Linked DNA regions of Homo sapiens: region 2 is linked to region 1. Evidence: chromatin contacts called from ENCODE Hi-C or POLR2A ChIA-PET data. All regions are on one chromosome and are shown on one strand. Each heading gives the region's core, a stretch centred on a gene start or an enhancer-like site at or near the end of the contact. The rest is flanking DNA. Distances are from core to core; before and after follow the strand shown. Region 1 overlaps UACA (uveal autoantigen with coiled-coil domains and ankyrin repeats). Region 2 holds the start of LINC02205 (long intergenic non-protein coding RNA 2205).

Region 1 (6,059 bases), core at 910-3,409:
TTTCAGTTCATTTAGGGCTCACTTTTTTTTTTCTTTTGAGCAATAAAGTTTTTTCTTAAAACACTTGGCTGCTTTTATTAAAATGCTTAGTGAAGTACTTTATTCCCAGCTGATCTCTCTAAGTGTTGCTAGTGTTGTTTCTTTTTGTGGGTTTGAGTAGAATAATGCTCTGGAGAAACAAGAATGTCAAAAATGTAGTTTTAATGACTGCATGATTTAGAGCTAAAATAGATACAGAATTTAACAAAATGAGGCAGCATTCACCCTAAAATATTTTATGCTTCTGATTTCAGAGTGATCATTTAGGATCAGGAAGTCATTTCAGTAACCGTAAGTATAAAAGTATGGATTATCATTACAGTTCACCTAGTTCAAGTAAAGAAGAATGTTTATTCTTACTTGTTTAACTATACAGGAATAACTGTACAAGATATTCCTGCTGCTAAACTTCATCAGCACATGGAACTAGGAAGACGTTAAGATGACTATTGTAACTTCTAACATATTCTGATAATTACTGAAGCTCTGATTCTCCTTAGCTACCTGTATTTTAAAATTGTATATTGTATGAATTACCAAATTTGCCTTGTTGATTAGTAGACATAGACATTTGTCTTGTGATATTTAGGGTTCATTTTTTTATGGAAAGAACATAAACATAGTTTTCTAATTTGGAGAAATCGGTCTTAATGCAAGTAGGCATTTTAAAATTACATTTATGAATTATTTTTAGACCCTACATAATCTTTTTTATTCTGCAATGTTAAACAGTTTCTCTAGAAAATCTGTTTTTGTTTCCTAGTGACTATTAAACTATTCTCTCCTACAACAGTAATATTTATGCTATAAATTTAAATCATCATTTTTGTTTTGATTGATTATAAGATATATGTTTTATTATCATGTAGCCTAGTTTAAGAGTCCTCAATATTTCTGAAGTTTTAGTGATTCTGCTGAGAGAGAGCATAGAAAAAAATAAGAAAAAAAAAAACCAACCTAGTATCTGTTGTTCAGTAGATTGTAGGTACTTCTGTTTATAGAAATAATAAGGGGAAAATGGGTATTTTAGAATGAGGATACTTTTGTGTTGTACCTCTTGCTTCTCTTTTATTTGAATAATAAAGGAAATAACATCAAATTAATGTTTAGCCTACTTTAGTATGGATATTGAAGTTAAAATGTCATTCATTTGCATTTATTTAGGAAAAGAAGATATGCTTCTTAAACAAGGTCAGATGTATATGGCAGACTCACAGGTAATAACTGTTTTTTTTTTTAATTTTAAAAAACATTTAAAGAAAATTTTTGTGCCTTTATAAAGAGAGGAGAAAGCGGCATTGTACATTAAGTATATATACATAGAGTGAGGTTTTCATTATCAAAGACAAGTTGGTCCTGCTTTCTTGAGTTTAATAAAAACAGATATTGCTGTTTCTGGTGCCCTCTAGAGTGTTTTTGATGATAGTGGTTATAATAAGAGATTTGAATTATAGTTTCATTGCATTTGATGCTAAGTTTCTGTTCATTAACAGTGATTAGTTAACTCTTCATATTTGCCCATATAAAGGGGAAGACAGATATGAATAATCCAAAATATAATTTTTTGGTTTTTTTTTTTCCTCTTGATCCAGGGGAAAGGCAGTTCAGATTTAACTAACAGTAAATCTGTAGGGGTCTGCAGCAAGCTCTATCCTTGCCTCTTCAGAGGAAAGGATTCGGCTGAGGGGCAGAAGTAGGTTTAAGGCAGAGGGAGAGACCAAGGGAAGTTTTAGGGCAGGAGTGAGTTTATTAAAAAGTGTTAGAGCAGGAACGAAAGGAAGCAAAGTACACTTGGAAGAAGGCCAAGTGGGCGGCTTGAGAGATCCCAGTACCCTGTTCAGCCCTTGGCTTGGGATTTTTATGCACTGGCTTGGTTTTGGGGTTTGCATTTCTCCTCCCTTGATTCTTCTCTTGGGGGCAGGCTATCTGCATGCATAGTGGCCTGTCAGCACTTAGGAGGGGCCACATGTGTAGTGCCTTTACTAAGGTTGTGCACCTGCTCTCTAGGGGCTATTTTCCTTTACCAGTCAAATGCTCCCTGAAGAAGGTCATACATCCACCATTTTGCCTCTTAGTGCGCATGCTTGAGCCTGCTCACCCAGCTCCGGAGATCTTATCAGGAAGCCGCTGTCACCAGCTCCAGGTGTTTTCTGTCTATTGGGAGACTCTCTTTCCCTGGTGCTGGCTGTGACCAATCATTCTCTTGACAACTCTGATAACTAGCTGGGTTTCTTTTCGTGGTATTTTTATAATTCAGAGAATATTCTGTTGGATTAACAGTGAAGGTACGCAGAAGTCAAAAATCTTATTAGTTAAATCTATAATTCTATGAAATTATCTGCAAATTTAAAATCGCAGTACTTGTTTTTATTCAAGGATATGATGGTTTTCTTCAGAATTTAAAGTTCTAAGCACATTATGTACCATAAAACATAGAAATAATAAATATGTTTTGATAAAGTTGATGATATTCATGTGTGGGTAGGTGTTAATGAATGGGGGAAGAAAGACAAAATAGCACCCAGTAGCCATGGCCATTGTCCGTTGTTCTGCCAGAAATAGACTTACGTGAACAGAACTCTCAAAATGTTGTGAATGTATTAAGGAAATCATATCCAGAACTGTTTCCTTACCACAAAAATCAGCATTGTGATTTTTTTTCCATCTTACTGCCTAATCTGAAAACCCTTTGATTCCTGATGATGTGCTAACTTTCTCTAAGTTTGGCAAATAAGTATAGTAAATGTCTCATTTAGGCTTTTGTGATTGATGTCTTTTTTTTTTTCTTTTCAGTGTACTTCCCCAGGTATACCAGCCCATATGCAAAGCAGATCTATGTTAAGACCTCTGGAACTATCTTTACCCAGTCAAACGTCATACTCTGAAAATGAAATTTTAAAGAAAGAGTTAGAAGCAATGCGAACTTTCTGTGAGTCAGCAAAACAAGACCGACTGAAGCTCCAAAATGAACTGGCACACAAAGTGGCAGAATGCAAAGCTTTAGCATTAGAATGTGAAAGGGTCAAGGAGGATTCAGATGAACAGATAAAGCAATTAGAAGATGCATTAAAAGATGTGCAGAAGAGGATGTATGAGTCAGAAGGTAAAGTTAAACAAATGCAGACCCATTTTCTTGCCCTTAAAGAACACTTAACAAGTGAAGCAGCCTCAGGGAATCACAGACTAACCGAGGAACTGAAGGATCAGTTGAAAGACTTGAAAGTAAAATATGAAGGTGCTTCAGCAGAAGTGGGGAAATTAAGAAACCAAATCAAACAAAATGAGATGATAGTAGAAGAGTTTAAGAGGGATGAAGGCAAGCTGATAGAAGAAAATAAGCGATTACAGAAGGAACTTAGTATGTGTGAAATGGAGCGAGAGAAGAAAGGAAGAAAGGTCACAGAGATGGAAGGCCAGGCAAAAGAATTGTCAGCGAAGTTGGCCCTTTCCATTCCAGCTGAAAAATTTGAAAACATGAAGAGCTCATTATCAAATGAAGTGAATGAGAAAGCAAAAAAATTAGTAGAAATGGAAAGAGAACATGAAAAATCACTTAGTGAAATTAGACAGTTAAAGAGAGAACTTGAGAATGTTAAGGCCAAGCTTGCTCAGCACGTCAAACCAGAGGAACATGAACAGGTTAAGAGCAGATTAGAACAGAAATCAGGAGAACTTGGGAAGAAGATCACTGAGTTAACATTGAAAAATCAGACACTACAAAAGGAAATTGAAAAAGTTTATTTGGATAATAAGCTCCTCAAGGAGCAAGCACATAACTTAACAATTGAAATGAAAAATCATTATGTTCCTTTAAAAGTAAGTGAAGACATGAAAAAGTCACATGATGCAATTATTGATGATCTTAATAGAAAGCTTTTAGATGTAACACAAAAATATACAGAAAAGAAGTTGGAAATGGAGAAATTGCTACTGGAAAATGACAGCTTAAGTAAGGATGTAAGCCGCCTAGAAACTGTGTTTGTACCTCCTGAGAAACATGAAAAAGAGATAATAGCTCTGAAATCCAATATTGTTGAACTTAAGAAACAGCTGTCTGAACTTAAGAAAAAATGTGGTGAAGACCAGGAGAAAATACACGCTCTCACATCTGAAAACACTAACTTGAAGAAGATGATGAGTAATCAGTATGTGCCAGTTAAAACCCATGAAGAGGTTAAAATGACACTGAATGACACGTTAGCCAAAACTAACAGAGAATTATTAGATGTGAAGAAAAAATTTGAAGATATAAATCAGGAATTTGTAAAAATAAAAGATAAGAATGAAATATTAAAAAGAAACCTGGAAAACACTCAGAACCAAATAAAAGCTGAGTACATCAGCCTGGCAGAGCACGAGGCAAAGATGAGCTCGCTAAGTCAGAGCATGAGAAAGGTGCAGGATAGTAATGCTGAAATCTTGGCCAACTACAGAAAAGGCCAAGAAGAGATTGTGACACTGCATGCCGAAATTAAAGCCCAGAAGAAGGAGCTCGACACAATACAAGAATGCATTAAGGTAAAATACGCCCCAATTGTCAGCTTTGAGGAGTGCGAGAGAAAATTTAAAGCAACAGAGAAAGAACTAAAAGACCAGTTATCAGAGCAGACACAAAAGTATAGTGTCAGTGAAGAAGAAGTCAAGAAAAACAAGCAAGAGAATGACAAGTTAAAGAAGGAGATTTTTACCCTTCAGAAAGATTTGAGAGATAAGACAGTTCTCATTGAGAAGTCTCATGAAATGGAAAGAGCATTAAGCAGAAAAACAGACGAGCTAAACAAACAGTTAAAAGACTTGTCACAGAAATACACGGAAGTAAAGAATGTGAAAGAGAAGCTAGTAGAAGAAAATGCCAAACAGACTTCTGAGATACTTGCAGTGCAAAATCTTTTGCAAAAACAACATGTTCCATTGGAACAGGTTGAGGCTCTGAAAAAATCTCTTAATGGCACAATTGAAAATCTAAAGGAAGAACTGAAGAGTATGCAAAGGTGTTACGAGAAAGAGCAGCAGACAGTGACCAAACTGCATCAATTGTTGGAGAATCAAAAGAACTCTTCTGTACCCCTGGCAGAGCATTTGCAGATTAAAGAAGCATTTGAGAAAGAAGTTGGAATCATAAAAGCCAGCTTGAGAGAAAAGGAAGAAGAAAGCCAAAACAAAATGGAAGAAGTCTCCAAACTTCAGTCGGAGGTTCAGAATACTAAACAAGCATTAAAAAAATTAGAGACTAGAGAGGTAGTTGACTTGTCTAAATATAAAGCAACAAAAAGTGATTTGGAGACACAGATTTCTAGCTTAAATGAAAAATTGGCCAATCTGAATAGAAAGTATGAGGAAGTATGTGAGGAAGTTTTGCATGCCAAAAAGAAGGAAATATCTGCAAAAGATGAGAAGGAATTACTGCATTTCAGCATTGAGCAAGAAATTAAGGATCAGAAGGAACGATGTGATAAGTCCTTAACAACAATCACAGAGTTACAAAGAAGAATACAAGAATCTGCTAAACAAATAGAAGCAAAAGATAATAAGGTAGGTACAAAGTAGTCTGCACGGCTATGTGTTGGAAACCCCAGAGCAGTGCTCTTTACCACAGAATCTCACAGGAAAGTAGACACAGGTATTAACAAAGTGACCCTTTCCAGTTTAGCAACTTGCGTGCAAAAATTCCGAATTGAAAAAAAAAGTGAAGTAACACAAAAGTCAAAAGCATTTTTCCTTCTGTTTCTTTAGCTGTTCTAGCCAAGAATTCAGGAACGATGGGGAGACTTAAGGCTCACTTGTCTCATACATGAAGAGTCAAAAGCCAGTGGGTTTGTGGCATATGAAAGATGGGGAAGAGGGTGGTGGGGAAGCTCTCTTTCTGGGCTGCAAGAAACCAAGAACACTGGGGAGCATCTAGAGTTGATCTCGGTACTCACCCATAGTAGTAAACTGAGCCCTCCAATTCATTTTATGTTCTGTTGCTCATGTCTTTCTACAGACTAGAAAGTCTACATCCCCTCACCCAGAATGTCCTT
Region 2 (6,059 bases), core at 1,229-3,728, 160 kb after region 1:
CCTCTAAGGGCATGATTTCCCCCTCCCCTGCCCCTTCCAGAGGGAGCTCAAAGCTGCCACTTGCCTTGCCCAACTGTGCTCTACAGCATGAATTGTGTGTGAGTGCTGGGGCATGAGGTGGGTGAGAGAGTGCATGCTGGAAGTGGGAGGGGCCAGATGAGGGGGAGGGCAGTTGCAAGTCACCAGTACCTCTGACATCACCCACATTAACCTTAGCTCCCTCCACTTCCCCTCACTTCTCCATGAATGTGGAGGTCATATCAATTTCTAGCTGTGTGACGTGGTGAGGCACTTAATCTTTTTGAGTCTTAGTTCCTCAATAGTCCATTGGAGATGCTAATACCTTCCTCCTAAGGCCACTGTGAGTAAACAAGACACCCTATTTGCTGTGCCTGACTCATACTACATGGTAAATATTTATTTATTCATTCCATTCACTTGTCCCTCTGTTGAAATTCACTTTTAAGAGCCTGGTGAGGCAAGGTTTGTTCAACATGAGTGGTTATCTGTGAGGCCCTGGGTGAGCCCTGCCTTGGAGAGCTGTTACTCATCTTTTCCTTTTCTTTTCTTTTCTTCTTTTTTTTTTTTTTTTTTTTTTTGAGACAGGGTCTCATCTTGACACCTAGGCTGGAGTGCAGTGGCACAATCACAGCTCACTGCAACCTCAACCTCCTAGGCTCAGTAGACCCTCCCACCTCAGCCTCCTGAGTTGCTGGGACTACAGGTGCGTGCCACCACACCCTGCTAATTTTTTGTGTGTGCCTGTATTTTTTGTAGAGGTGGGGTTTCTCCTTGTTGCCCAGGCTGGTCTTGAACTCCTGGGCTCAAGTGATTCACCCACCTTGGCCTCCCAAAGTGTTGGGATTGCAGGCATGAGCTACGGCGCCCAGCCTGATACTCATCTTTGCACAGTCTACACAACAGTAGTGGATAATGGACAGATGGAGACCCATCCTGGCATGGAGGTTCTGAGCTTCAGTTCTCACCTGACCTGGTGGTTGGACATGTGGCTCCAGTAACCCCTTCTGGGGGAGAGACTCTGCTTGAGTCACACTGGGTGCCCCTCAGTGCCGAGCACAGGTATCTGGCCCAGAGCACTGCTGGGCAACAGACCAAGGAGGATGGTGCTGGAGGACATTTGGGTGTGGTGAGAGGCTATCCCTTCCCCCTGATTTGCCGCTCTATACCGCCTCTGTCAGGGTTGTAGGACCCTTACCAGGCAGGGAGAGATGGTGATTGTTTTGTGGTCATTCCCCTGTAATTTGCTTCATATCATCTTTGCATGATTTGTAACTGCCCATCAGGTTCATCTTGCCTGCTGTCTAGACAGAGCCAATTTATCAAGATAGGGGAGTTGCAATAGAGAAAGAGTTCAATTCATGTAGAGCCGGCTGTACGGGAGACTGGAGTTTTATTATTACTTAAATCAGTCTCCCTGAGAATTCAGGGATCGGTGTTTTTAAGAATAATTTAGTGGGTAGGAGGACAGTGAGTCAGGAGTGCTGATTGGTTGGCTTGGGGATGAAATCATAAGGAGTCAAAGCTGTCCTCTTATGCTGAGGCGGTTCCTGGGTGGGGGCCACAGAAGTGGTTGGCAGGTCCAGCTGGGGCCATCAGGTTGCCAGACATGCAAAAAACTGAAAAGTTATCTCAAAAGGCCAATGTTAGGTTCTACAACAGTGATGTTATCTTCAAGAGTAATTGGAGAAGTTGTAAATCTTATGACCTCCAGAACAATAGCTGATAATAATTAGAATTCAAGCCCCTCTTATCCTAACTTGGTGGCCTTTTATTTGTTTTACAAGAACACGTTAGCTTTTGGGAAGAGCTGTTATTTAAACTATAAATGTCTCCCAGAGTTAGCTTGGCCCAAGCCCAAGAATGAGCAAAGAGAGCCAACTTGTGAGGCTTGAGACAAGATGGAGTCAGCCCTGTCAGGTTTCTCTCACTGTCATAATTTCCTTAGTTATGATTTTTGCAAAGGCGGTTTCAGATTTGCCTTTTACTAAAACACACAGGCTTGCACTTCATCTTGAGTGAGTGTGTGTGCATCTCTGGCTGGTCCTCCAGAGCTGGGTCCAGCAGGCCAATCCCTGTGCCCCTCTGGAGTTTCTCCAAGGCCACCCTGGGCATTTCCAGTAGGATATTGTTGCTCCACATCAGGGCTCCTGCCAGCAGCGTAGCTGTGCTCCACACAGAAGTCCCTCAGCTGGTGACCACAGAATAATGAATGCCAATCTGGATGTTAGTTTGCACACATTTGCATACCCCAGGGGTCTGCCTGGCCTGTGAGGTCTTTCTGACTCTGAGCAGCTATGATGCTGTGATTAACCTCACAAATGCATAATGGATCTTGAGGTCCTTTCCCGGCAGAGATGTTGGGGAACTAATGCAACCCCCTGCCTTTTCTCTTAAGCTGCCTTCAGGGCTGATATCATGGGTTGGTCAACTGCCTGAGATTTCTTCCTCTATCTGGGGTTAGCAAGACACCTAAAAGGTAATCCTCCCCACCTCTCCCCACCCGCATAGTGCTATTAGTCAGCTACACCTGAGTGTGAATTACTTTAGTCAGATTTCTTTCCCATTAATATCCTCAAGGGAAGGGGATTTAATAGAAGTAGAGTGAGTGCCTAAATTACTCACGGAGCCCTGGGCAGGTTCTGCCTTTCAGCATGACTCATCTTTGTGTGGTCTGCACAAACAGCCAAGTATAAAGGATAAGAAGGGAGCTGCCCCTGGCACCAGAAGCCCTTGTCTGGGCAGATGGAAGTGTTATGGGGAGGGAAGGCCCCAGAAGAATTGGGGAGAGGGGTATCCCTCATGGACTTTGCTCTCACATGGGGTGTAGTTGGCCATTCAATCACCTCTGGTCTGCTGCCCACTGCCTGTCTTGCTGTCTGGATGTCTAAGACAACCCTAAGACGCCTGGATGTCAGAGCCTGTGGTGCAAACATTTGGCTGCCAGCAAGGGTCACTGTTCTGGTTTTCAAGGCCAAATCAGAGTGGGTTTTTCTGGGGTTTGGGAGCAGCAGGAGCTAGAAGGTAAAGGGCTGACACCTTGTTAGGGGTGGGTGGTGTTCACTCCCACCAGGAATTCTTTTGCAGCCAAATAACAGAGAAGCTTCAGGCTTGAATTTGGCCCACAAATCTGAGCCCTCATAATGGAGATGTGGGAGTCCCTAAGCCCCCGTGTTGGGGTGCCGTGGGGGTGCCCGTCAGACGCCCCCGTGCCGCAGGTGGGCAGATGGACCCAGCGGGCCGCTCCCCTCTGCAGTCTCAGCTCCTCCTCATGGGCACCTGTGGGGCACCACATGCAGCTGAAATGTCGGGGCCTGGGACTGCCTCGCCGGGGGGCGCTGGGTAGCTCATGCCCCCTTGTCTGTGCAGTGAGAGGTTCCCTGAGGAACATTCTGGAGCTGGCATCTTAGCTCCGCCACTCGTCACCAGGCAGTACCCCGAGGTTCAGGTGCTGGCATCGGGGGAGGAGCTTCTGCAGGTCACACCGGACGTTGGGCTCTGTTGAGCCCAGAGCCTCTCAGGAGCTGGCCGAGTGTGCAGCTGGTGGAGGAAGCTCAGTGCTTCCTGTCCCCAGGCGCTCCCTTGATGACTGCCAGGAACCTTGAGGTTAGAGGGTGCTGATCTGGCTTTCAGGAGATTCCCCCACCCCCACATTGACACAGCTCTGGGAAGAAGCAGCACTTCAGCTGCCCTCAGTGACACTGGGATTACAAAGAAGAAAGGCCCCAGGACACAGCGTGTCATTCATGGGAACAAGACGGGGTGGAGAGGGGAGGCCACCTCAAAGACACATTCCTCCCTGGTCCTGATGTCCTCCCTCTACATGCAGAGCTTCACTGATTCCACCTGGAGCTCACAGTCACTTTGGGGAGGGGTGTTGCTGGCATAAGGCTCCTCTCCTGTCTCACAGATGGGAACACTGAGGCTCATGGTGACTTGCCCAAGACCACAGAGCTGAGATTCAGCAGAGCCAGGCCTTGTGGCTGTGAGTAAGGCACAGCTGGCCTGGGGCCATAAGTAGACCCAGGGGAATTTAGGGGAACTCTTACAAGTTTTGGGAACCACGTGGCCACTTCAGGGTCAGCCCCTATCCCAGCTGTCTTGGAGGCAGTGTTCCCTGCTGGGGTTCAAGGCTTTAGGGGATGGGCTTTTGGTGCTGAGGGAAGAAACCCTGAGAGCTGCAGGCTGGGCCCAGCTGTGAGGTTTCAGAAATAGAAGTGTTTTCAAAGGTTGACAAAGACAACTCCATCCTCTGTTTACAGCAGAAGCAACTGAGGCCCAGAGGAGCAAAGGCCCCCAAGCAAGGTCTCCAGCAGGCTGGGAGCACGGTGGAAATGGAGCCCGCTCCCCTGTCTTCCACTGCCTGTTTAAGAGAAGAGCAGCCGCGAGGCCCTGGGCTGGTCTCGGGGGTGAGCTCTGCTGTGGATACCCGCCATGGCTTGTCTTCCCCGCCCACAGATAAATGCAACCTTTCTCTTCTACGCTCTCCCTGGGCGGCTGCGTTTGTACCCCTCTCTCTATTCTCTGCCCTCCCACTTCACTGCCTGCTTCAACATTTGTTCCTTCATGCATTCATTCATTCAGCTGTTTATGGGTGTCTCCTTGTGCCAGGCTCTGTGCTGGGCAGAGACTGGGTCTCTGCACACTCTAGAAAAGGGACAGAAGCTTCACCTGGTTAACCCCCCCTATGTAGAATGACAGGCTGTGATTTGTGGTGTGAAGAAAAGGGACAGGGTGCGAGGAAAGGGTGTGACCAAGTCCTGGCCCCAGGCCAGGGAGCCAGGGGACTCTTGTAGGAAGCTTCTTGCAGGAAGCGACATTATTCTAACCCCTTCCTTCACACCATCAGCTCCCCTGAGACAGGAGCCTCAGCATCCAGCACTCTGCTGTCTGCAGAGAGCACAGAAGGTGCACAGTGAGCGCTCTGCCCAGCTTGGGGGGCGGTTTGGGGAGTGGAAATGGCTTACTTTCTGGCCTGTGATGGTCTTGCTGCATGAAACATGGGGCGACTTCGGTTCTTTAACCTCCTTGGGCCTCAGTTTCTACATTTGAATACTGAGGATGTAAAGGCCCACTCTGAAAGTGGTGACAAATGGAAGGCCCCTTCTCTCCTTCCATGTGACACTGTGAGAATCAGTGTCTCAAGTTTTCTTGCCTATTACTTTTGACTAGTTTCTTTTTCACCTTGTGATGTAAATATGTAAATGAATGTCAGAAAGACTGACATGAGTATGGCTGATATGCAGTGGTTGTTATTGTTGGCAAGGGTGCTCGCTTTGGAATCAGAAGACCGGGGTTCAAGTGCTGCTTCTACCCAAGTAGCTGTGTGGACCTGGACAAGTTGTTCTCTGGACCTTATTTTCCTCATCTGTTAAATGGACCTACCTATCTCTCAGATGCTAGAAGTGGCAGGTGCCAGTGCCTGTCATTATTGAGCATTGAGACCTCTCTAGAAGGTTCTTCTGCCCAGAAAAAAATGCTAAGTGGAGGAGGCAGTAGGTGGAGGGACTGGTGTGGGCACAGGTGGGATGGCGGTCTGACCAGCCCGCCATGGGAACCTGGCCGGGCAGCCCAGCCCTGGCCATTAGCCGTCAGTGAGATCTGTGGCTCTTACACTGTGAGCTTCAGTTGAAACAAACAAGCATGGCGTGGATGGAGGGGGTGGCAGCAGGGAGGGAGGGCCCAGCTGGTTGCCAGATGCAGCATGGCTACTGCAGGAGGGGACCCAGGGGGTCTCATTACCGGCTCGGCCTCCACTGCTCCAGATCTGGGAAGCACCGTCCTTCCTGCGGGGCCATCAGACATTCAGGGCAGAAGATGGTGGAGCTGCTGGGAGAGAGAGAGCAGCCCCTTTTGGCGTACAGGTTGGCCAGCCCCTCGTGAGGTTGGTGTGGGCGCTGGTGCATGGGGACCCTGGAAGCCCCCTCCACTTCAATCCCTTTTCTTTTCTAGACACCCTCTTTCTTGCTTACCGGGTTTTCTTCTTTTTCCTTTCTCCATGCACTTCCATCAGGACTTGCTCTTCCCATATCAGTGGCCCG

Evidence for each region. A loop is a pair of places that touch in the nucleus more often than their neighbours do. ChIA-PET counts read pairs that join two places held with the same protein, here RNA polymerase II (POLR2A). Pooled maps may share reads with other maps.
Region 2: a loop to region 1 is called in a pooled map, with 5 times the contacts of the local background. The contact joins the promoter of LINC02205 here to the enhancer-like site in region 1. A Hi-C loop is called at or near these places in 1 of 168 maps with a recorded cell type or tissue (naive thymus-derived CD4-positive, alpha-beta T cell), 1 of 37 single-sample maps with no recorded cell type and 11 of 50 pooled maps. POLR2A ChIA-PET finds 5 or more read pairs at or near these places in 2 of 52 experiments (Caco-2 and H1).

The regions. Positions count from the first base shown.
Region 1 is chr15:70,666,236-70,672,294 of GRCh38, reverse strand. UACA (uveal autoantigen with coiled-coil domains and ankyrin repeats) reads left to right here. Exons shown (of 19, transcript NM_018003.4): 14 at 294-330; 15 at 1,204-1,256; 16 at 2,833-5,571. Among named protein-coding and RNA genes, the nearest start is that of SALRNA2, 34 kb to the right of the region's middle. Within about 2 kb of position 2,159, at least 2 of the 41 ENCODE cell types and tissues checked have a DNase peak (open chromatin) inside an H3K27ac peak, as active enhancers do.
Region 2 is chr15:70,502,347-70,508,405 of GRCh38, reverse strand. LINC02205 (long intergenic non-protein coding RNA 2205) reads left to right here and starts at 2,478. Exons shown (of 2, transcript NR_146562.1): 1 at 2,478-2,497; 2 at 4,281-4,499. RefSeq lists enhancers at 2,540-2,589, 3,880-3,929, 3,970-4,109, 4,210-4,349, 3,863-4,386 and 1 more.